2 separate regions of the Homo sapiens genome follow, and region 2 is linked to region 1. A link is an interaction called in ENCODE POLR2A ChIA-PET data of the cell type or tissue named here. Cell type or tissue: PC-9. All regions are shown on one strand. Links, peaks and the distances in the headings refer to the core of each region. The heading gives the core; the rest is flanking DNA. Region 1 has its middle 47 kb from the start of TMEM158. Region 2 overlaps LARS2 (leucyl-tRNA synthetase 2, mitochondrial).

Region 1 (12,627 bases), core at 2,600-10,599:
TTGGATCCTAGATTTTCATTCTAGGATATTTTACTTCTTCCTGGAGTACATCACTTAGATGTTTCTTTAGTGAGGATTTGTCAGTGGCAAACTCTCTTACTGTTTACGTTACTGAAGATGTCTCTATTTTACTCATTCTAGAAACATGGTTTTGCTAGGCTTATAAATCTAGTTGACAATTATTTCTATCACCACTTTGAAGACATTATTCCACTCTCTTCTGGCTTCTATGTTTGATGTTGAGAAGTCAAATTTGATCTATCTTGGCTCCTTTGTGAGTAATCTGTCTTTTTTTTCTTCAGGTTTCTTTTAAGATCATCCCTTTGTCTTTGACATTCTGTAGTTTCACTACGATGTGTCTGAGTATGTCCACCTTATGACTTATCCTGTCTGGGAGTTTCAAAAACTTTCTAAATATGGGGATTTATGTCTTTACTCAATTCTGCAAAACCCTCAGCTCTTATATCTTTGAAAATTACCTCTTATCGCACTCTCTATTATCTATTTTTGGAGCCCTGATTAGATCTATATTGGACCTTTTCACTCCATCATTTAATTTTCTTAACCAGACTTTTCCATATCTTTTTGTCTCTGAGCTGCATTCTGTGTATTTTCTTTGGATCTACGTTTGAAATTACAGGTTCTCTCTGCAGTTGTGTCTATTTTGCTTTTCAACTCTTCTACAGATATTTTAATTTCTATTACATTCTTTATTTCCAGAAGCTTTGTTTGGTTCTTTTTAATATGTCTGCTTATTTTTATAAGCTCCTGCTTCTTACTTACTTTCAAATTATCTCTGTTATTTACTTAATCGTATTAAAATCATAGTTTATATTTAATAATTCTAATTTTTTTTCTTTTGACTCTTACTCATGATGGCTTGCTTACTTGGGCCTTTTCTGATTTTACATTATGAGCTCATTTATGATGGGACTTTTCCAGTAGGAATTTTATGAGGGCTGTGTTGTGCGTACATGATTGCCTCCGTCAGGAGCTTTGGGCACTGTGGACCTAGGTTCTTCTAAATTCTTATCTTGGGATATTTTGGTATATTTCAGTGTACATTCAGACATCACACCTAGAGGAGGGTTGGCCACTTGCCTTCAAATCTCAGGAGAAGTTTTCATTTTTCCTCCTCTGCCAGAACTGATTCTGAGTCACTGTTTCTTGAAGTCAGCCTCTGCTAGGTAGGATACCCTTAACTTCACCCTTTCCTGAAAGTGTAACCCCCTCCGAGGCTTGGATTTGTGCAAAATTTTGTGGCTCTGGATCTATTACTGCTCAGGTCTAAGGCTTGGTTTACTGTTCATTCCTACCTCTTCCCCTTACTATCTGCTTCCCTATGAAAAAAATCCTAGGCTACTTTTCCCTAAAGATGATCTCAAGCTGTGAAGTGCTTTTTGGCTTGGTCTTTGTTTACCTTCAAAGGCTCAGGTTCCTCCTGCTTTTCTGAATCACAGGTGATTCTCTTACTTTGCTTTGTTGCAGACCATTTCATTGCTATGAAGATTTTGCATATACCTATACCTATATCTATATCTATCTATCCATATATCTCCTCCATATCCTCAGGGGATTGGTTATATATGTACATATACACATGCATATAGGTATGTGTATAACCAATGCACACAGTTGTTCCTTGGTATCCATGGGGGATTGACCAGGACTCATCGCAGATACCAAAATCCGAGGATGCTCAAGTCCCTTCTATAAAATGGGGTAGTATTTGCATATAACCTACACACATCCTCCCATATACTTTTAAAAATATATACCTACTTTATAGAGGAGTCTCATATACTTTAAGTCATCTCTAGATTATTTATAATACCTAATACAATGTGAATGCTATATAAATAGTTGTTACACTGTATTGTCTTCTTGAATTTGTATTATTCTTGTTGTATTGGGGTATTTTTTCCCAAATATTTTCACTCTGCCGTTGGTTGAATCCAAGGATGTGGAACCCAGGAATACGGAGAGCCAACTGGATATGCACCTGTGTGTTTAGCACATTAGAATATTTTTCATGTAGAAGGAAGATTTTAGGATGTTCAAATTGTTGACTTCTACGGGCATTCCAATTTTCTTTGCACTGGCTTATCTTTGTACATATTTATTATCTTCTCTCTAATTGCATTAATATCTTTGTATTTATTTTTTGCATACCATGATTGTTACAAGTTTTTCCTTTATGATGGCAATTTGATTTTGAGCCTTCTATTTCCTGTTTCTTACTGTTTGTAATATTTTTATTAATTCCTTAATGGTATTGTTTTGGTCCTCAATTTGTTTTCTTAGTTCTGAAAGATCTATTTGAATTTCAGTCTATCAACTTATCAAGTCACCTTTCAGTTCTTCTTTTTTTAAAAAAAATCATTAGGCAATTTTTATTTATTTATTCATTTTTGAGACGGAGTCTCACTCTGTCACCCAGGCTGGAGTGCAGTGGTGCAATCCTGGCTCACTGTAACATTTGCCTTCCCGGTTCAAGCGATTCTCCTGCCTCAGCCTGCTAAGTAGCTGGGATTACAGGTGCATGCCACCATGCTCATGTAATTTTTGTATTTTTAGTAGAGATGGGGTTTCACCATGCTGGTCAGGCTGGTCTCGAACTCCTGACCTCATGATCCGCCCGCCTCGGCCTCCCAAAGTGCTGGGATTATAGGCGTGAACCACTGCACCCAGCCTCAGTTCTTCTCTTATTAAATTCATGGTCTCGTTAGAAATAGCACTCATGAGGAATCTTTTCTGTTTTTTGAGTTGTGTTTTCTTTTAGAATATGATCTTCAACTATCCTTTGCATGTTTTGTTCTTGTCTTTCCTTTTGTTTATTGTAAAGTGTTTTCATTGTTACCATGCTGTTCCTGTTAACTTGGTCATGTTGAATGTGGACAGCTATAACCGCAGTCTATATTCCATGAGCAATTTCCCTACAAGTACTTTTTGTTCTATCTACTTCTCTGTAACCTGAGAGCCTGGAGCAGGGATGATTACTCTTCTAATTCACTGTGGAGTCCTGAAGCCCTTGCTTTTGACCTGCGAAATTATCTCCCCAGTTTTACCTTATCTTCTCAGTGGCTGCTGCCACCACTCTTACTCTCTCTCCCACTCCCCACCCCAAATAGAAAGAGGAAAAGAAAATGTCGCTTCTCTCCAGAAAGGTGGGGTGGGCTATGAGTAGAATTGTCATGATTCTGCTGACTCACCAGAGCCACATGTAGGAGGTATGTACACTGCACTCCATCATCTTCTGAGTTATTTTTTCCTCTGTCATCACTTAAGTTCTTATGCCACTAGATTATGCTCTTGTCTGACTCTTACTGGTATATTTTTCTCATTTATTATTATTATTTTTTTTACTATTTTTGACATTTCCATAGGAGTTGAGGGAGAAAGCTTCTGCAGGCCTATTTCACTTTGCCAACTCAACTGCAACTCATGTGTGTTCTATCTTCCAGAATTCTCTGGAACATTCTGCCCGATACAGGCTACCATTCTTGTTTTCCAGCACCTTTATAGTTTTATTCCTTAAACACAAACCAACAATTCCACAGGCACACACATGTCTTCTGACTTTTCCATGAAATGTTGAGGGAGCCTGGCGCGGTGGCTCACACCCGTAATCCCAACACTTTGTGAGGCCGAGGCAGGTGGATCTCCTGAGGTCAAGAGTTTGAGACCAGCCTGGCCAATATGGCAAAACCCCATCTCTACTACAAATACAAAAAAATTAGCCAGGCGTGGTGGCGGGTGTCTGTAATCCTAGCTACTCAGGAGGCTGAGGCAGGAGAATTGCTAGAACCCTGGGGGTGGAGGTTGCAGTGAGCTGAGAGCGCACCACTGCACTCCAGCCTGGGTGACAGAGCGAGAATCTATCTCAATAAATAAATAAATAAATAAAGTAAAGAAAAAAAACGTTGAGGTAAAGGAGCTGAGGAGGGGACCATGTCTTGGCCTTCAACTTGAACCCAAAGCCCCTTTGGCTTTTCTTGAGAATTGAAATGCTAAAGGATCACGGAAGAAACGTCTTGGCACTATCGTAGAAGACACTGTCTACCCAGTTATTCAATGTCCTTATACAGATACTTTTGGACAAATTCTTCTCCAAATAAACCAGCACACAGTACAGATTCCTCTCAGGGATAAGAGAATTTGCCTACTGATATCCTGCAGTCCCTCCTTATATTAGTCAAGTGGGCACTAATGTAATCTGTTTCCTTCTTTTCTTTGGCTGCCAAGAAATTAAGATTTGTGTTTTATTTCTCAAAAGCAGCTCACTGCATTCTAGGTTTTTGGTTTCATTCATTCCTCACTCTGTTACTAGAATTCTATCTTTTATGCTTTTTGGGAGGGGGGTAATCATTTGCTACCACAAACCAATTTGCAAAGGAAGAATGCTTCCTCCTTTTAAGTAGTCACAACTCCCATAGTAACTAGTATGCCTCTCAATATTTATTGAATAAACTAGCACACAGTACCGAAGAAGATAAGATACCCTGCTTTGTGGATGCTTGTAGTTTATTCTTTAGTAGTAATGCTTAATCTTAATCTTGTGACAATAAAGATCTTGGTAAAATTCTCTAAAATGAATAGAAGTTAAAAGATGTGGTTTGAGTCCTCTCTTTTTAACAAGTACTGAACAATCTTGGACAGTCACCTCTCCAATCTGAATCTCGGTTTCGTTGTCTATATTTTATTCATTTATTTATTCATTCATTTACTCATGAAACAAACTTTCCTGAACACCAGCCCCATCCCATATGCCATCTTGGGGCCCTAGATATAAAGAAACATGTAGTCCAGTTTGTCAGTTATCAAAGTGAGTGCTTTAAAACTCTATGTTAACTTAGTGCCCCTTAGCGTATTTCATCCTCATAACAATCTTTTCAGTTCCCATTTTAAAGATGAGGAAAGCAAGTCCCAGACAGGTTGAGTAACTTGGCCAGGGTCTTTTAGCTCCAAATCCAGTACTGATTCCTCTAGTGGTTTGTAAATCAAGAACCAGGGTGCTGCCATCTATTTAAACACTGCTTACATCCAAGCATAAGGCTGGACACCCAGAAGAGGCTGAACATTTGCTTGCTAATGAAAACAAGGTCTTTTCTTTGGGAACTCACCAAAAGAAAAAATTGCTTGAGCCTATCTTCCTGGTTCACAGGACTTACGAGAAATGCAAATACATTTCCTTTTACTGACTATATGCAGAGAGGCAAAAATTTCTCCTTAAATAGCTGTCTTTGGGAAGAGCAGTGTGAACCAAACTGCAGCTCCCCAGCCAGCCTCCTGCACTGCAGACACCGACTGGCATCTGGGCTTTGCTGGAACACAGTGTATCTGTGAGTCCTTAGTGGTCACAGAGGAGGATATTTGACAGCAGAGCAGGCCCAGAATTCATCTTTTTTCTGATCAAAACATAGGCCACCTTTAACCCGTCGTGTCTGGATATGTAGCTGCCCACACAAAAACAGGCGGCCTCAATTAAACACCCCTAAAGAAAAACCTTTCCACAGAAAAGTTGTGAGAACAAAGTGATATGGTGACTGAAGTCATGAATGAAAAGCTGCTTCCTATGAGGTGGTTCCTCTCCCAGGGCACCGCAGGTGTCTGCCTGGCTTAGGTCATCCAGCCCCACCTAGGTGGGAGGGCAAATACTGGAGACTCTGAGGACTCTCTTTTAGTCTCCCCCTAATAATGGCTGCCTGACAAGCACTTCACAGTTTACAAAGCCTTTTCACACATTCCTTACATGGCACTCCCCAGAGACCTTGTGAGCTGGGTATTATTTTTATTTTACAGAAAAGGAAAAACAGGTGGAAACAGGGAGAGTAACTGGCTCAAGGAAACGTTGGTAAAAGTAAAAACTAGAACCTGAATGATGGTCACCAGGCTCGTCTGTGCTCCTAGAGCCCCCAACATCCAGTGATCATGCTGGGGGCATTCTCTGCCCTTTGGGGACTCTCCATGACCCCTTAGGAAGTACTGCTGAGCTACTCAGCCTCCCCCTTTCACTTGCCCTGGTGTCCTCGGTGGAGCCAGTGGAGAACAGGAATAGCCTCAGCCAGGCCACTCCAGCCCTGGGCTTCAGGCTCAGTGCGTTGCTCAGCACAAGCTGGAACCAAGAAACTTTTTTTTTATCCCAACCCTAAATCTTCTGAAAACAGTCCTAGCTAAATATAACAAGGATGCCCTTTGGCACATCTTGCCAATCTTGCAGGTGAGTCACGGGCCCTCACTCAAGGTGCCCAGGGATACAGTAGTTGCCATGTAGTTAAAAATACCTGCTGTGCTGGAAGGCAGCACAGATGGATTTAATGAGCTCACCTGCTCCTCCAAAGGCTTGCAGTAGTGTGGGTTGAGCCTGGCAGTGGGCAGATGTATGCTGAATTTCCTCTTGGCCTGAGGCCTGGTTATCAAACTGATGTAGTCCCCGGAGTCTTCTCAAATGCCCACAGAGCTGGCCCGACAGAAACAGTAAAGTGTTGGGATTAGCAAGGGGTCAAGAAGCAGAAAGCCAGCTCCATTACTCTCTTCTGCAGAAATCACCTCCTTCGACAGCCCCAGAGGCAGTGCCTTGGGTTAGTTTCCTCAGAAATGGAGCTTGAGAAAAGGATTGACTGGGGGACTGCTCCCAGATAAAACCTGTAAGGGACTGAGGAGTTAGAATGGGGCAGAGAAGAAGCTGGGCAAACATATAGCTTCAGCTGAAGTCTAACTCAGCCTGATCCCGTGGGGAGCTCACATGCAGTTGTCCCAACTGCAGGGAAGCCCTTTGGCCTTTAGGTCCCCATGTCAGTCATCACTGGCTGTGGGCTCCCCTTAGGGGAGGACGTAACCTCTCAGGCTTTTCAGGATGAGGTGGCTCTGGAGAAGGAAGTCTCTGGAGAAAGAAACAGCTGTGTCATTAGCAGTCAGCATGCACTGCAGATGGGGGATGGGTGTGGTGGCCTGGTAAAGAGATACTGATGAGACAGCAACTGTATCTACTGCTGCCACTATCTCTTGAAGGCCAAAATGGTCAAGTCATTAGTTCATAGCAAAACATTATTTTCTATGTATCCCAAGGGCAGAGGGAAACCACATATGGTAGCAACTCATTCTTGCTTTACTTCTGATTCTTCTATGCAGGGAGCATTCCTCATGACTAATGAAGAAGCAAAGGCATAAACTTGACTAATTCCTTCTTTCTCCTTCCACATTGAGCTTGCACTACCCACAGCCCCTCTCATAGAGGCACATGCTCAAGATTGCTGCCTTGTCCTTCGTTCAGGTCAGTCTGCCTTTGTTGTACAATTGCCATGGCTCTAATCAGAGGTCTGCCCAACAGCATGACTCTTCCCATCATGCTGAGCATGATGTTCAGCATAACCAGGCTGAACATCACACCTGACCTCCTCCTCCATGAAACCTCCCTGAGCACTGAAGCCCCCACTGACTTCTCCCACTGCGGAATAGACAGTTGCAACCATATCCCAGAATTCACAGTGAGAAGGATCCCATGTGCCAAGCACTGTCCCAAGTGTAATTGACTTAACTTCATTTACTTAGTGGAGCATACGTGTATCAGTTAAGATGTGTTTGGCCATCAGTAACTCTCTGAGTTCAGGTAGCTTAAAGAATAAGGAAGAATCATATTCTATATAACAGGGAGTCTAGAGGTCAGGTAGTCAGTTCAAACTATCATCAGGTACTGCATCAGGCTCTAAAGCCAGATTACGTCCGGGTGATACATATTTCTCCTCTGAGTCCATTGTAATCCCATTCTGGTAGTCTATTACCTGGGGAATAAATCATAAAAACAGTAGGGGAATAGGTAAAGGAACAAAAAGAACTAAAATACATACATGGTAGAAAATATGAATAGCTACTTCAGCCTTTGTTTCTGCCCAACACATTCACATAGCCTTAGTTGATGTGTGACTTATGACATCCTTGTTCTAAAATCTATTCCATATCCCCCTTCTCTTTAGGGGCACCTCAGCTGAACAGAGTTCTTTACCCAGTGAGCTACCCCAACCTGATTTTTGAAAAATCTAAGTTCTTGGTGGTCCTCCTTGAATGGGATTAGTAAAGTCTTCCATTAGTGTATGTTTTTTAAACACTAGACCTAACACTACCAGGTGTTATCTCCCTGTGGTGTAGGTGGAATCGCTCCCAGGCCCTATTATAAAATAGCACCTGTCACTGCAGCCTACCTCTAGCCTGTTTGGCATGAAAGTATTGAAGTGGACAGATGGCAGCCTCAGTTTTCAATACAATAAAACTATTCTTTTGTCTCCTCTCTTGGGTACTGGCACTTGAAGCCAGCAAAACACAGAGTTGCAGAAATAATGTATCCTAGCTGGAAATAGAATTCAATTCATTTTATTTAAATGAAGAGACTTTACTGAGGGACCTCTAAGAGATGCAGGCAGGGTTAAAGACACTAACAATGGATGTCGAGGCACCCAGAGGCTAATAAACAGCAGGAAGCCATTACCATGTCTAGGAGTAGGAGAGGAAATAGTGTGACCTGAGTCTAGTGAGAGCAGAGCTGGGGTGAAATTGCCCAGCGGCAGCTAGAGCTATGGAAAAAGGTGGCCCTTGACAAAGATGCAATGCTGAAGCAGGGAGGAAATGGAGAGGAAATACCCTGAGCTCTCTCTCTCCTCTGCTCTCTGCTTACCTGCTGGTAATGTCATTGGCTGATCCAAAGAGAAGCGAGTCAGCGTGGCAGCCCAAGTGAGACAGTCTTCAGAGATATAGCAGAATAGAAAAGTGGAAGAATGGATGTGGGAGAACATGTATGGAATAACCAATACAAATAGGAAATGAAGCATTTGCAAGTGCTAATGTGTACTAGTGAGAGATACCATCTCACTTCTACCTACTGGTTCCCCAGACTGGTGTATTTGGCCTGTGGGAGACCCAGAGCCATACACTAGTTTCTAATTCAAAGCATGGGCTCATTGTATAGGATAGCAGCCCAACCTCACAAGACGTTTTCTCTCAGTGAATGCTGTTACTGAGTCTTCATTAAATATTCTAACCTTCTGTAAGACCTGTGAATGCCATATTTTTTCATCTCATTTCCTCACTTCTTTTATTCTAAAATAAGTTCTTGCTGAGATGCAATGTGGCATGGGGTATTATTATGGTGAAGTAAAGCATTCAGTAAGTCTACTGGAGATGTTACTGGAAGAAATGTGACAGCCATAGAAGGCAAATTCACATCCAGAGTGGATTATTATTACCTGAGGACGAATCCTTGCTCCCTTCAAGATGGAAGGGGAGAAAACCTTTCAACTTTTCGTTCCAAAATGGTGGTGTAGAAGCAAGCTGGCTTTACTCCTCCATATAAAACCAAAAAAACAAATATATAGCACCAAGCTTATCACCAATAATATCCCAGAACTCAAATATAAGGATAAGACAGTTTCTGGGGCCAGAGAGAAGTGAAAAAACTCCCAGTAGACCGTAAGAGATTTAGTCTTCCATATCTGTGATGCTTCTTACCCTAATCTGCTCAGTACCAAGCACATAAAACATTGCCCCTTCACTCATGGTTTCTACGCTGGAAAAAGTGACATCAAGGTGGATCCCAGTTTCTCCACTATCTTGGGTTCCCTGGGAGTAGACCTGTCCCTGCCTCAACCCATGAGAAGCATCACCACTGCCTGAAGGGAGAAATATCCCTGAAATAGCTGGAGATGAAGTAGGGGGACAGGACTACCATCTCCAGCCCTGGAAACCCTTTGTAATGTGGCCAAAGAGGATGCCAAATCAGACTGACTGTTCAGCAGCACCATGCTGTAGAAGGTTCATTCCACAGGTCCTCTAGGCACAAAACCCTAAGCAGCCTTCCCACACTACGGAGTTATCCCCATTTGGGACAGGCATCACTCTGATTGTTTACTAGAACCTAGGCAAATCTAGGCTTAACGTGCCATCTAGTATCAAAAAGGAGGCAGCAACCTAGCAGTAAAAAAGAAAATCCACAGGTAAATTACAAAGACTCTTTAAGCAAACATATCTGATAAAATCCAAAGCAAGTCAGACAGATAAGACTACAATAAATAACTAATCCTTCAACCCAAAGAATAGATATACATCCACAAGAAACAACAGCACACAGCAAACTGTGACCTCCTCAACAGACAAAGCAAGGAACCAGTGACTGATGCTAACAAGATGGCAATATGCAAATTATCTGACCAAGAATTCAAAATAGACATTTTAAGGAAACTCAGTAATCTCTAAGATAACAGAGAAAAGCAATTCAGAAATTTATCATAGAAATTTAACAAAAATATTGAAATAACGAAAGCATCAAATAGAAATCTTGGAACTGAGAAATACATTTGCAAAACTGAGAAATTCATTAGAGCTCTTGATAGCAGAATGGATCAAGCAGAGGAAAGAATCAGTGAGCTTGAAGACAGGCTATTGGAAAATACCTAGTCAGAGAGCAAAAATGAAAAAAGAATGAAAAAGGATGAAGATTGACAGATACAGAAAATGACTCAAAAGACCAAATGTAAAAATTATTGGTGTTCAAGAGGACACTGAGCAAAAGAAAGGGGTATAAAGCTTATTCAAAGAAAAAGTTTCCAAAACTTGAAAAAGATAAAAATATCCAGGTACAGGAAGGTCAGAGAACATTAAATAGATTTGACCCAAATAAAACTAACCCAAACATATAATATTTAAACTCTCAAAGGTCAAGGACAAAGGGAAGATCCTAAGAGTAGCAATAGAAAGAGGCAAATAACATATAAAGGAACTCCAATTCACCTGGCAACAGACTTCTCAACAGAAACCATACAGGCCAGCAGGGAGTGGAATGACATTTTCAAAGTCCTGGAAAGAAAAAAACAAACTCTGCTCTCCAAGAATACTGTATCCAGCAAAGCTATCCTTCAAATATGTAGGAGAGATAACATCTTTCTTAGACAAACAGAAGCTGAGAGAATTCACCACCACCAGACCTGTCTTACAAGCAATGCTAAAGGAAGTTCTTCAATCTGAAAGGAAAACATACTAATGTACCAAAAGAAAACATTTGAAGGCATAAAGCCCAATAACAAAATTAAGTCCATGGAAAAACCCAGAATACTCCAATGCTGTAATTATGGTATACAATTTGCTCATAACTCTACTATGAAGCCCAAAAGACAAATCTATCTAAGACAATAATACCTATGGCAACCTAAGAGACGGATAGTATAAAAGTATGTAAATTGAGACAACATAGAGTAAAAAAGTGGGATGGAGTTAAAGTGTAGTTTTTCCCCATTTTTCTTTGTTAATTTATATTCTTTTCTTTATGACCTAAAATAAGTCATTATCCCTCTAAAATAACTTGTTATAAGATTTTTTTGTAAGCCACAATGCAAAAACCTGTAAAGGATTTACTAAAAATAAAAAGCAATGAATTAGGGAGGAGGAGAGAAAAAAAGAAAAAAAAGCAATGAAACATACTACCAGAGCAAATCACTTAACCACAAAGGAAGACAGTAAGAAAGGAGGAGAGTTACAAAACAACCAGAAAACAAGCAACAAAATGGCAGTAGTAAGTCCTTACTTGTCAGTAATAACACTGAATGTAAGTGGCCTCAATTCTCCAATTAAAAGGCATACACTAGCCAAATGGATAAATAAACAAGATCCAACTATATGCTGCCTACAAAACACTCACTTCATCTATAAAGGTATTCATGGACTGAAAGTGAAGGAGTGGAAAAATATATTCCATGCAACTGGAAACAAAAAAAGAGCAGGAGTAGCTATAATTAGATAAAGTTAGACTACAAACCAAAGACTGTAAAAAGAGACAAATAAGGTCACTATATGATGATAAAAGGATCAGTCAGTGAGAGAATATAACAAGTGTAAATATCTATGCACCCAACACTTGTTATATTCTCTCACTGACTGATCTCTCACTCCCAAAAATATAAAGCAAACACTAATCTAAAGGGAGATCTAAAAGGAGAGAGACTGCAATGCAATATGAGTAGAGGACTTTAAAACCCCACTCTCGATAATGAACAGATCATTGAGACAGAAAAACAACAAAAAGCCACCAGTGTCAACCTGTACACTAGACCTAATAGGCCTAATTGACATTTACAGAACATTCCATCTAACTGCTACAGAATACAAATTCTTTTCATCAACACATGGTACATTCTCCAGAATAGCCTCCATCTTAGGCCACAAAACAAGCCTGAACAAATTAGGAAAAGCAGAAATTATGTGAAGTATCTTTTCTGACCACAATGGAATAAAACTAGAAATCAATAATAAGAGTAACATTAGCAACTACACAAAAATGGAAGTTAAACAGCATGCTCCTGAGTGACAAATGGGTCAATTAAGAAATTAAGAAGGAAATGAAAACAAATATTGACACAAATGAAAATGGAAGTATAACATACCAAAATCTATAGGATACAACAAAAGCAGTACTAATAGGTAAGTTTAAGTGCCTATATCAAAAAGGTAGAAAGACTTCAAATAAGCAATCTAATGATACACCTCAAGGAACTAGAAAAGCAAGAACAAACTAAACCCAGAATTAGCAGAAGGAAATAAATAGTTAAGATCAGAGCAAAAATAAATGAAATTGAGACTAAAAAATAT
Region 2 (12,627 bases), core at 2,813-10,812, 200 kb after region 1:
TTCTGTGAGCCAGTGGGATTTTAAGATTGGCCAGTATATGGAAGAGGTACACGTACCAGTCCTGTCTGCCAGATGTAAAGACATGAAATGAGGCGAATACCATCTATCACTGTAATTACAACACTAAAAAAAAAAAAAAAAAAAAAAAAAAAAGAAGGATATAAACTAAACAAAAACCCCAAAAAAACAAAAATAGCTCTTTAAACAGCTGTAGCACCGTAACTACTCACATCTTATTCTGGTGGAGCCCTGCTCTGGGCCAGCCCAGGATTGAAGGAAAGGTTATCAGCAGCTATTGGAAAAGGTACTTTCTGAAGCCCTGTTCATCAGAAAACAGTCATGAATCATGTGTTTATTATACAGTGGGGACCGAAAAGAGCTTGCAGAGTTGTTCGAGATGTTGATTTCATTTAGTTAATTTTAAAAATTTCTTTTGGTTTTTCACAATATTCATAGATTTGGTTAGGTTTTAAGCAGGCATTGTTCCAGAATTAGCATATGAAAACATTCACATTTCATCCTATTTGAATCTGTCATCCTCATCAAGATCTGAATATTTTAAGCAAGGTACCTCCATAAGAAGTTTCCCAGCCTTGACGATTACATCTAGAAGAAAAAGCACAATGAGAGGGTGAATACACTAGTGGCTCGGTAATGCTGGTAAAGGAATGGACGTAAAGTGCTATCAGAATTGGACTTAGTCAGGGAGATTGAGCCAATTTTCAGATCATGTAATGTGGATTTGATATGATGGAAAGACATCAGATCCCATTAGACCACATATGGATTTGCTTGGAAGTTAAATGGAGCCTCATTGGTCTTTGGAGAGGAAAAGCTATTGGTCATTTTCAAAGTTTATAATATACTTGCGTGCTCGTTGACATTTAAGACCCCCTACATTGCTCTAAAAATTGAAAAGCATTCTAGAGTACTTAATTTTATTAGAAGATTAATTGTTTATTAACATATTAGTATATAATTAACATATTCAAGATCTACTTTTGCTACAATGACATCGAGGCATTACTGTATCAGCTAATATAGATATATATGTATCAGGATGTTGAAACTTTTATAATCCATTGATGTTAGTTAGGCAACTTGGTTGCAAACAACATAAAGTTACTCTGATTAACTTAAGCCAAGGAGGAATTGATTAGAAGAGAATCAGGTTACTCACAGTTGAATGAGAATGCCGGGGATCCAAGCTCAGGCAGAAATTAGGGGAGAACAAGGGCACAGCCACAATCTTTTCCCAAAATGGTCTGGTTAAGCCATTGCTGCCATTGGTACCAGCATCTCCAGCCTCTCAATCTGGTGTGGCATTTAAGCCAGTTGATCCTGTGCCTCTGGGTCACCCTACAGTGTTCTGAAACTGTACTGAGCCTATGACTGGTTATACTCCTTAGTGTCAGTGGGGAAGGGAGTGGGATGTGGTGGCAAGTTTGTCCCCTTTCAAGCGAGTAATGAACCAAGAGACCTGAGTACAGTGGTCTCAGGCCTGGTTCCAATTAGCTGAGTGATATGGGGCAGATTGCTCTCTCCTGGGCCTGTCTGTCCTCATCTATAAAGAGAGAGGATTCTGATGACAATGTCAGCCCCATGGCTCTATGACCAGAGTCTTCCTTCTAGGAATAAAATAAAAATATAAATAAGATAATAGAAGCAGATGGATCTCTAATACATGCCTTTTAGTTAGAGTATGATAAGCTGAAGCCATCTGAAATACAGATATGGGAAAGCTGAATTTAAGAACTGTTGTTATAAAGTAGTAATTGCATAGCAGAGTATCAGACTGAATATGGACTTGGGAGTCAGCTACATCTTGCTTCAAGTGTTGCTTCCACAGCTCTATCCCATACTTGTGGAGTGACTTGGGGAAAAGTTCTGAGACTTGTTTCCTCATCTGGGATGTGGAGTATTACTACTTGACTTGTGCTGTTGATGTGAAGATTAAATGAGGCAACATACATAAAAGTGCCTGGTACTTAGGAAGTATTCTGCAAAGGTTATTACTTCCCTTCCCAGATGCCTGGGGATCTGCTTCTGTAGTACTGCTCTCTAATTCTCTCCCTTGAGTACAGGGAATTAAATGGTAATTTAATGAGCATTTGCCCAAGATAAGGCACAGTTGTAGGCTTTGGGCCAGGCCCTGTGTGGAATATAAAGAAAAATCAGAGTTTGCATTAGAGCCATAGAGATCACAGGCCAACATTTCCCTGTGCCATACTTTCTGAATTCAGATCAGGAGCACTGTGGGATTAAGAGTTGCAGCCTACACAATAACAAACTTAGCAGTTATGTTTTTGTCATTGTTGTTGCTTTTCATTTTTATTGTAAAATGAAATATGGGTGATCATATAAGTATATAGCCTATTGAATTATTTTAAAGCAATAGTTTGCATAGATAGATGACAAATATGAAAGATGCTTTGGGTGCGTGTGTGTGTGTGTTTTTGTTTTTGTTTTGTTTTTTGTTTTTTTTTTGAGACAGAGTCTTGCTCTGTCACCCAGGCTGCAGTACAGTGGTGTAATCTCGGCTCACTGCAACCTCTGCTTCAGGGTTCAAGCAATTCTCCTGCCTCAGCCTCCCAAGTACCTGGGACTACAGGCAAGCACCACCACGCCTGGCTAATTTTTGTATTTTTAGTAGAGACGGGGTTTCACCATGTTGGCCAGGCTGGTCTCAAACACCTGACCTCAGGTGATCCGCCCACCTCAGCCTGCCAAAGTGCTGATATTACAGGCGTGAGCCACTGCACCTGGCCTGTTGTTGTTTTTTTTTTTTTTTTATCACACATTAACATAGGAATCTTTGTGCTGTAGCCAAATGTTTATACAAATTAATGTCATGTTTCCCTTATATATTTATAAAATTAATACTTTTTAAATGCAAAGATAAAATTTATAATGTCCTATGTATGATATTGTTTAGTTGTGGAACACTCATGAATGACTTAGGGTTTCAAAATTCATAAACTTGAACTTAATTTTTTTAGTTCCTAGACTATGGGAGAGAATGTACTAGACACACTTGCCAAAGATGTGAATTATGACCTTTGTTTGTTAATTTTCTTCTTTCCGTGAAACCGTGACTCCCTTGGGACAGCGAAATCGGTCAAACCCATCTCACTGAACTGAGTCATAATGAATGCATCTGTTTCTAACCTTTCCTGGCTTCCTCTGACTTAGTGAACAAGGAGAGAGCTAAATCCTGGATCTTCTTTAGTGTCCCTGCTTTTCCTACCTTAACAAGCTGCAAATCATTTGCTTTTTCTTAAATAAGCCTTGTGCCTCTACTTCTTTGTTCTCCTTTCATTTGCACAGGCCATGCAGGACGCGTTGGCAGACCTTCCAGAATGGTATGGAATAAAAGGCATGCAAGCCCACTGGATTGGGGACTGTGTGGGCTGCCACCTGGACTTCACATTAAAGGTGATTAAGTAATAGCAGCTCCAGCAATTCATGATCACAAATCTCCTCTACATTTGGGACTCACTGAGTAAACCAGCAACTTGGGACTCCACAGCACCACAGTCCAAACGTGTACAATTTTAAATTTTCTAGTAGCCACATTTTTTAAAAGTGCAAAGAACAGGTGAAATGAATTTCAATAACATATTTTATTTAACCCATTACAACCAAAATGATTCCATTTAAAGATGGGCTCAATAAAAAATGATTTATTAAAGAAAGAGTTTACATTTTAGTACAGTCTTTGAAATCTGTGTTCTACATTTATAGTACACATTAGCCATATTTCAAGTGCTATGATTCATAGCCACATATTGCTACTGGCTACCATATTGGACAGCACAGACACAGAGGGTCTTCAGGGGTCCATGAACTCCCTGAAGTTTTATGTGCAAAATGTTTGGGCATTTTCCTGAGCAATGGGTCCATTACTCTCACTATAGTCTCAAAGGGGTTCATGTCACAAAGCAGATTAAAAGCCAGGGAAGCAGAAGCTAACTGTGACATCATTTCAAAACTAGATAGACTTAGAGCTTAGGGATTGTGTTTGAAACTGCTGTGGAAACAGTGCTGAAAGGTCACAACATAAGGCCCACCTATTCTAGAAGGGGTCCCTAAAACTTCTTTGTCTCTACTGACTAGAGAGTTGTTCTATTGATATTTTTTTTACCTGGGCATTCTTTTTTTATCCTTCTGATTTCTCCTTCTGTCATCAAGACTTTTCTGCTCTGTTCATTTAGCGTCAAACCTGCCCTCACTTTCGTCCCCGTCAAAACCTTTAGGAGGAGGAAGCAGCAGCTGAGACAAAGTTGGCCTTCCTTTCTAGACTCTTGCCTGCTGACAACCATACCTGGTGTCTGCAAGCACCTGCCGCTTGCCACTCAGCTTATAATTCCCTGTGCAGCCTCCTCACAAAAGTGATCCAACTTACTCCAACTGCAAACATGGAAAGCCTCCCATAAGGGAGTGTGTACTTTGGAAACATTTCAATACAAATCCTGGACTGAGCTTTTCCTCTTACCGCTTTCCCAAGAAGGTGGCGAGAGTTCTGAAATTCAGTCCTGCTGTGACTTGTGTTTAAATCTGCAAGGCCATCTCTTTCAGGGCCTTTGCATTTGCCTGAGTCTGGTCCTCATGTTGAAGGCCTTTGCTTCTTAACTAGCATTCGGTGTGGGTCTCTGGGCCTGTCAGCTACTGTGTGTGGAATATCTTCTACACTTTCTTCTTTGCCCAACATTTTACTGTGAACATGTTTTTATCTCCATTCCTGGAACCACCTGAAAATAAGATGGGGCAACATAGTGTCTCAGGAAGGAAGCATCTCAGTCCTACAGGGTAGACCACATCTATGCCTCTGTGTCCCCAATTCTGGCTCCATAGGTGACACCTAATTGGCAGTTAGGCCAAGTGGTAGACTGTCTTTTAGTTCATTATTGGCACTCTGTCAATGTGTTTGAATAAATGCATGAAGGAAGTAGCACCTGTCCACTCTGTGTCCTCCATGTCTGTCACATTATTTGGCACTCAGTGGATGGCTAATGTGTGCCTCTTCCTTAAAAGGCATTTTAACCAGCTCTAGGGACTCATAGTCATGAACTCAGCTCAGGCCATCCTTTCTCTCTTCAAAGCAGTAATAACCTTGGCACCTGTTTTTCTTGTTAGAAAAGTAGATGCCTTTTTTTTTTTTTTTTACCGTACCCTTATATCCTTGAAGAAAATATAGCTTCTTTCTCAGAACACAAACACTATAACACTAATAGTTATTTTTGATTTGTAAACAAAGGAGCCAGAAAAACCAGGAAAGTATCTTTCTGAGCATTCTTGGACCACCTTCAACTTGGGAATGCCTGCATGCCTGGTGTGGGGCAAGTGGTAGGGGGTGTTTCTGAAAGAGGAACTGTGATCCTCTTCTCAGCTTCTTCCAGGCACCATCTCAATCCCCACACCCCTGGCCCAGTGGTCAGAGCTGTGGTCACTGTTGGGGAATGAGGAGGGAAGGGGAAGGGGATACAGTTAGGGAGCAACACAGCCCAAAGGGAGGACTGAGAAATGACATCACTCTTCTTTCCTATCACCAGGTTCATGGGCAAGCCACGGGCGAAAAGCTGACTGCCTATACGGCCACCCCTGAAGCCATTTATGGCACCTCCCACGTGGCCATCTCGCCCAGCCACAGACTCCTACATGGGCACAGCTCTCTGAAGGAAGCCTTGAGGATGGCCCTTGTCCCTGGCAAAGGTGAGCTGGCAAGTTAACGGCTCAGGTGGTAGGATTGCTACCTTACATTTGGATGGCGCCTCCCAGAGTTCAAGGTCCTTTCCTCTATGTCATCTTGCGTGGGTTGTTCTTTGCCTTAGCCTGATTTTTTATGTTTTTATTTTGAAACATGAGGATAAAAAAGAGCTCTGAAAATATTTTTATTACCTCTGGTTTCTCCATGAGATACTAGTTTGTCTGTGTCTTGAGCTTCTGATTGAAAGCTCAGCTCTCTCCCTTTCAGTATAATCTAAAGTTCTTTTCTCCTAGTTATAAATTAGGAGAAGATATAGGAATCTATTCTATTAGGAATAGAATCTTCTCATAATTTATAATTTCACCATCAACTAAAACTACACTGTCAGAGACCAAAGGGAAGCCAGTAAGAATGAGAGCAAACTTTTCCAACTCAATTTTATTGTTTTAAAGAATTCATGTGGTCATCTGAGCAGTGTCCTGCTCCATACAGAGTTTTAACATACCTGCTTTATGAATGGATCAAGCTGACCTAGAATCGGCATATCAAGTTGTACTTGGTCTGTGAAGATTTGAAGATTCTGTGGTTGCAAGCAACAGATTCCATCTCTGACTAACCCAGAGGAAAAGGAGAACACATTGGAAGGCTGTGGGGAAGCCCGTTGCTAGAGGAACAGCTGAAGAGGCAGTCCGAAGGGGGACTTGGAGAGTGCAGCCCCAAGAGTTTGGAGAACAGGAACTCACAGACAGTCCCCTGAGTGCCACTGTCAGTAATTCTACTCTAACACCGCCTTCAGTGCCTGAAGCACTTGGTTCAAGACTCCTCTTGCAGGGAAAGGTGTTTGACTGCTGTAACTGGGGCCCCCAGCCTATTTCTTGGCAAAGAGAGGCCAGGCACCTTCCTTGGTAGACCACAAAGATTGTCCCCAGGGAGGGAGGGGGAGCTCTCCAAAACAAACTTGAGGGCTCTTACCAGATAAGGGGATATGAAGCCTGGGTAGACAAAAAGAAATCCATTCTAAGTTAGAAATAAGTCTCTGAAGTAATTTAAATATTTCCACAAATATCTCATCCCTATTCTCTTTCATGAACTATAAACTTCAACCCAAAGTATACAATCTGAATTATTGGGGTCTGAAATAGCATTTGACTAAAAAAATGTTTTGGATGATGATATTAAGTTGCCATCTCTGAAATGACCAGAATGAAACATTTCCTAATACTAGGTTGGAGAGATAGACAATGTCATCCCAATTTCTCTCTGCTTAAGACTTTGTTTACTTAGACCATTAAAGCCGGATTCAAATCAGTGAGCACTTTCTAAAGAGCCTGCTGCATGCACTCTTGGTGGGGCATAGATGAGCCATTCCAGTCTTAACTGGATGCCCCAGAGAGGCAGAACAGAGGACAGCCAGATGCATATGCCACTCGCCCCACACAAGGCAGATGTCACCTCTCAGTTTCACCTCTTTGCAATATGTATTGAAATAGAGAAAAGAGTCTTTTGAGTTAAAATTTCTATGCATGCTTATAAAGCCCAATATAGCTGTCTCTCTCAGGTTTATTTTCTTTCCTTGCTCAAAAGAAAAACTGGATATGTTTCAACTGTTTAGTTTAAAGGGAAATCTCATAGTTTTACTCTCATGAGCAATTTGATATTCCTTGAGGGCTATGGTGGCTGAATAATATCTAAAATTGAAAAACTAAAACATGTAAACATCTCTAGCCCTTACATTTTCTCTTATGGCTAAATTTGGGGACACAAATGAAAATAAGGTACTATTAATAGGGGAGCTATGATTTGTTAATGAGCTAACAAATTATAGAGGATGGAGTTCCTGAGATGAAAGGCACTGTATAAATTCAAAACATTTTCATATGTAGGAAATGGAGAAATTTTTTTTAGTACACGCAAACAGCACTGTTTTCATGAACACATGGATATCGACACACCTGACCTGGCCTAGTCATTTCATTTTGGCAAATTTAGTGCCAAGTGTAATGTTCCATTTGAAGGGCTCATTAGTTACTTTCTCCCCTCTTTTTAATAATCTCTGAAATTATTCCAAATGGAACATTACACTTGGCAGTAAAATTTTCCAATTCTAATTTTCAGAGTAGAAATACTCTTTTTGCAGATGTCAATATATTCAAAATCTCTAAATTAATTTGCACATCACGTCCCTGGATTTTTGACATCATAGTCACAGAAGGCCAGTACAGTGCATTGAGTGTAATACAATGTTCCCAAAAGATGAATTCAGATTACCTAGGAATGTATGATTTATGCCTCTTCTGGCCTTTGGGATTACATTTTAAACCAGGATGTTGTATCACTGCTGTCATTTACCATTGCTGACCACCTCATTTTTTTTCATTGAATGTCAGATTTTAAGGATGATTTGTGTTGAAGCAGTGACCACCGAGTGTCATGGCAGCACACAGTTGTGACTAAATTTATCACTTGCAGGAGTTTCAATTCTCAAACATGAGCTCCTGTAGTTGCTAAGTTTGTTTCTACATATCGGCTCCTGATTTGGCCTGAGATGACCAAGATTCTGGTCCTAGAGCCATCCATATGACTTAAGGAAGGTCACGTAAGCTTTGTAAGTTTAGCCTTCCTGGCAGAGCTTGTATTGGGGCTGTCAGCCAAGGTGGTCTTGGAGGACCTTGTGGGTAGAGAAGAAGCTTTGAGGGGCCCTGTGGAGGAGAGTGACACATGTGGCCAGGGTGATGCTAGAGTGGCAGGCTGGCTGACCCCATTAATTGTGGAAAGAGATGGCGAGGCCCCCAGAACAGCAGGGATCAGGATGGAGGGAGGGAACAGGTCTGAGAAGTCTGTGGAAGGCTGCGAGGGTGGAGGATCCCTGGATGATTTCTTGATTTCTAGCTGGCCAACTGGGTTGCCGATGTTATTGACTAAATGTACTGTTTTGTGCTTAGCATCCTTAATTTGGCACAGATTCCTTTAAGAGAGGAAAAAAAGCAAGGTGCTCCCCTAGAGCTCTTGAAATTTAGTTTATTTCCATAATCGTTGACGTCGCCTCCTTCTCTCAGCTGACCAAATCTGACTTAAGTCATGTTATGTAAGCTCTCACTTGATAGGAACTAGAAGCCATAAAAGGCATCAATGGGGAAATATGATCAGAATTCTAGAAGCTGTTCTGTCTTTTCCTGAAATCTTTTCTTGCATTCCTAATATTAAAATATTCAAACCCTGGGGCTTTGGAACCACACACTTCAGCTCTGAGTCACCAACTATCTACACAATGCATTTTTTGCTGAAAGGGCAGATGCGGTCTCTCCAAAGGACAACTTGGAACTCTGTTGTTATTGACACATTACAGGCACATTAGAGAGCAAGAGCCTCCCTGGAAGCCCCAGGTCATTAAATAATAATTAATTGCTCACTACTGTTTTGTCCTTGTCTCCATAGTATCCATATGGGGTGAGGACAAAGGGTGAGAGCAGATCTGTAATTCTGGGGTAATGGTTTGGTTTTCCATCAAACTGTTTCAAGTAGAATTCTTTGATGTTATGTGAAGGGAAAAGCTTCTGTGCTCAAAAAATCTGGAATAAACAAAAAAAAACAGGTATCTTTGCTTTGGACTTCTCAGAACCTTTGCTGTGCTAATGTGCACTGTGACTGTCTGAGAGAGGAAGTCATAGGCACTCTTGTCACACCCAGTTGACCACGGAGCCCTGTTTCCATGCAGTATCCCTAGAAACTAGTTATATGGACTGCCGCCTTGGTGAACACCAAATGTAAGTCATTTGTCTGTTTTTCCAGAGGGTGTGAGAGACCTGCCTTCTTTCCAGTGGGTGCCCTGAGGGCAAAGGACAGATACCTTTTTGTCTGGAATGTTTCCTTTGTAATTACTAAAGTGTTTTGCTGTTATCTAACTACTATTGTGAAATGCTTCAGTTTCTTCTGATTTCACCTTCTTAGATTCCTGCATCACATCACTAGCACAGGAGTGATTACTGAACACATTAGTAATTAGGAAGGAAGGAAGAAATATGGAGAACACTAGAGACCTATTCAGGAACTTTGGATTTTAATTGTGTTGTTTCTAGGAAATAGATTTTGACCAGGTATAGCATGCGAGCTGCTACCGTGCATTCATTGCAAATCTGCTAATATTTAAGTTCAAAGACCAATTTTTGTCCTAACTGAGAAACTGGTATAATATAACTTTTACATGTAATAAGAAGCAGTTCAACTCTTTCAAGCAGTACACTACATTTTTTTATATTACTTTCTTTTGTAACAACTGAGCATACCATATAAGAACCTACTTAATATATACAATTCCATGGTTTTTAATATATTCACAAATTTATACAACCATCCCCACAGTCAATTTTAGAACATTTTCATCATCCCAAAAAGAAATCTCAGACCCTCTGGCAGTCATCCCTCCCCAATTCTTGCCTAATCTCCAGCCCTAGGCAATCACTAATCTGCCATCTGTCTCTGTAGATCTGCCTATTCTGGACATTTCATGTAGATGGAATCAAATATAATATTTGTCATCTTATTGTCTGGCTCCTTTCACTTAGCATAATGTTTTCTTTCCTTTTTATTTCCAAATAATCCTCCATTATATGGATAGGCCACATTTTATTTATCCATTTTATTAATTGATGGACATTTGGGTTATTTCTACTTTTTTACTATAGTTATAAATAATACTTCTATGAACATTAATAAAGATTTTTGTGTGGATGTATGTTTTTATTTCTTTGGCAATATACCTAGGGGTAGAATTGCTGGGCCATGAAGTTTAAGGAACTGCCAGACTATTTTCCAAAGTGGCTTCACCATTTTACATTCCCACCAGCAGTGTATGAGAATTCCAGTTTCTCCACATCATTACCAACACTTCTTATTGTCTGTGGTCATTTTGATTATGGTCATCCTAGTGGATATGATGTGATACCTCAGTGTAGTTTTAATTTGCATTTCCCTGATACATCTTTTCATGTGTTTATTGGCCATTTATATGTCTTCTTTGGGGAAATGTCTGTTCAGTTCTCTTGCCCCTTTTAAAAAATTCATTTTCATTTTAATTTTTAATTTTAGTTTGTCTTTTTATTATTTTAACCATTTTTTATATATTCTAGATACTAGTCTCTTATCAGATACGTAATCTACTAAGTTGTTCTCAACTTCTGAGAGTTTGTCTTCATGGTGCCCTTTGAAGCACAAGTTTTTCATTTTGATGAAATTAAGTTTGTCTGTTTTTTCTTTTGTTGCTTTTGCTTTTGGTGTTATATCTAAAACGCTATTGCCTAATAAAAGGCCACAAAGATTTATACGTATTTTATTTTCTAAGAGTTTTATAGTTTTAGATCTTACAATTGGATCTTTAATCCATTTGGAGTTAATTTTTGTATATGGCATGAAGTAAGGGTCCAACTTCATTCTTTTGCACATGGTCATGTTACTTTTTAACTCACGTTCCCACATTATCTTAAAAATCAGGCTGCTTCTGCCTCTTTATTTTCTGGCCTTCACTTAATATGCTATCAGAAAACATTTCTGTGTTTTCATGCGGGCTTCACAATTGTTTTTTAATCCATACATAATGTCCTATCAACTCAATGTACCTTAATATCCTAAGTCTTTCCCATCATGTTGAACACTGGGCTTTTTTCATGTTTGGGGCTATTATGGAGATAACTGCTGTGACCATTTATGTCCACATGGCTCTTTGCTTCATAGAATTTTCCTTAGGAGATATTCCCAAGTGTGGGGTTCTTTTGGTCAAAGGTTACAAACATTTTTCTATTTTTCTATTTTCTATTTCTATTTCTACATGGTTTCTGAGAGGGCTATATAGAGTGCCATATCCAATGATGTATGCATTTCACAGCAACTTCACAAACATTAGTGTCACCTTGCTAAAACGTTTTGCTAACTTATCAGATATAAAATGATAATACTTCAAGATCACTCTAATTTTCATCTCTTTTTAAAAACTAATTTGTTTTTTAAAGTCCAAGTGATATATGTATATTATATGAAAAGTCAAAGAGTACTAATAATAACAAGAACAATAAAAGCAGCCTCCTTAACCAAACACTTTTATTTAGGTATATGTTTCTTAGGATACAAGTTCAGTGGCTATGACAGAGGCTTAAACAGGAGTTTATTCTACCTACATGAAACTCTTGAGCATGTGTGAAAAGTCTACTTTGTGAGGTGGTTAGGGCAGTTATCCTCTGTCTTGTCTTCCTGCTCTGCCCTTCTAGAGTCCTGTCCTTCTCTGTGTTTCTAAGTTGGTCTACACTTGATCTGCGTTCCAGTGAAGTAAGAAGTGGGGAAGGGTGGGGAGAAGGGCATGCTCCTTCCCTTTGAGGCCGTGACCTAGCAGTTGCTTCTGCACATCCTCCATGGCCACACCTAGCTGCAAGGGAGGCTGAACAGTGCTTTCGTTAGCTAAACACACTAGCCATGTGTCCAACTCAACATTCTATTGCTGAGTTAGAAGAGGAAGCAGGTACAGGGGTCAACTGGTAGTCTGTGCCACCTGCTGTTTCTCTGGCATAGACATCCCTATCTGTATGTCTGTCCATGTGCCGTATATGCCTATACTGCTGTCTTTTGATTCACCAGTTCTAGATATTACCTAGTGACTTTTATTCTATAACCCCTCACCTCCCAGCCTCCTGGTAACATCATATTATAATTGCAAAATTTGCAAATACACATTTCTTCTTTGAGAAAAGATAGTGTGGAGGCCAGGTGCAATGGCTCATGTTTGTAATCCCAGCACTTTGGGAGGCTGAGACAGGCAGATCATCTGAGGTCAGGAGTTCGAGACCAGCCTGGCCAACATGGTGAAACCCCATCTCTACTAAAAATACAAAAATTAGTTGGGTGTGGTGGCATGTGCCTGTAATCCCAGCTACTTG

Evidence for each region. Peaks named below come from ENCODE experiments on the same cell type or tissue, not always from the same donor. Only the 100,000 strongest peaks of a DNase experiment are listed, where the experiment ranks them.
Region 2: POLR2A ChIA-PET joins it to region 1 with 5 read pairs; 2 of 35 experiments call an interaction of 5 or more read pairs at or near these places.

What each region holds. Positions count from the first base shown.
Region 1 is chr3:45,266,975-45,279,601 of GRCh38, forward strand. No RefSeq gene overlaps it. Among named protein-coding and RNA genes, the nearest start is that of TMEM158, 47 kb to the left of the region's middle. RefSeq lists an enhancer at 6,171-7,370. In PC-9, for the core only: no CTCF peak of the experiment used is centred there; DNase peaks (open chromatin) are centred at 6,257, 6,857 and 7,127; H3K27ac peaks cover 2,865 bases.
Region 2 is chr3:45,470,916-45,483,542 of GRCh38, forward strand. LARS2 (leucyl-tRNA synthetase 2, mitochondrial) reads left to right here. Exons shown (of 22, transcript NM_015340.4): 9 at 3,328-3,435; 10 at 5,553-5,712. LARS2-AS1 (LARS2 antisense RNA 1) reads right to left here. Exons shown (of 4, transcript NR_048543.1): 4 at 11,780-12,627. Among named protein-coding and RNA genes, the nearest start is that of LARS2-AS1, 32 kb to the right of the region's middle. In PC-9, for the core only: no CTCF peak of the experiment used is centred there; DNase peaks (open chromatin) are centred at 8,916 and 9,556; H3K27ac peaks cover 2,256 bases.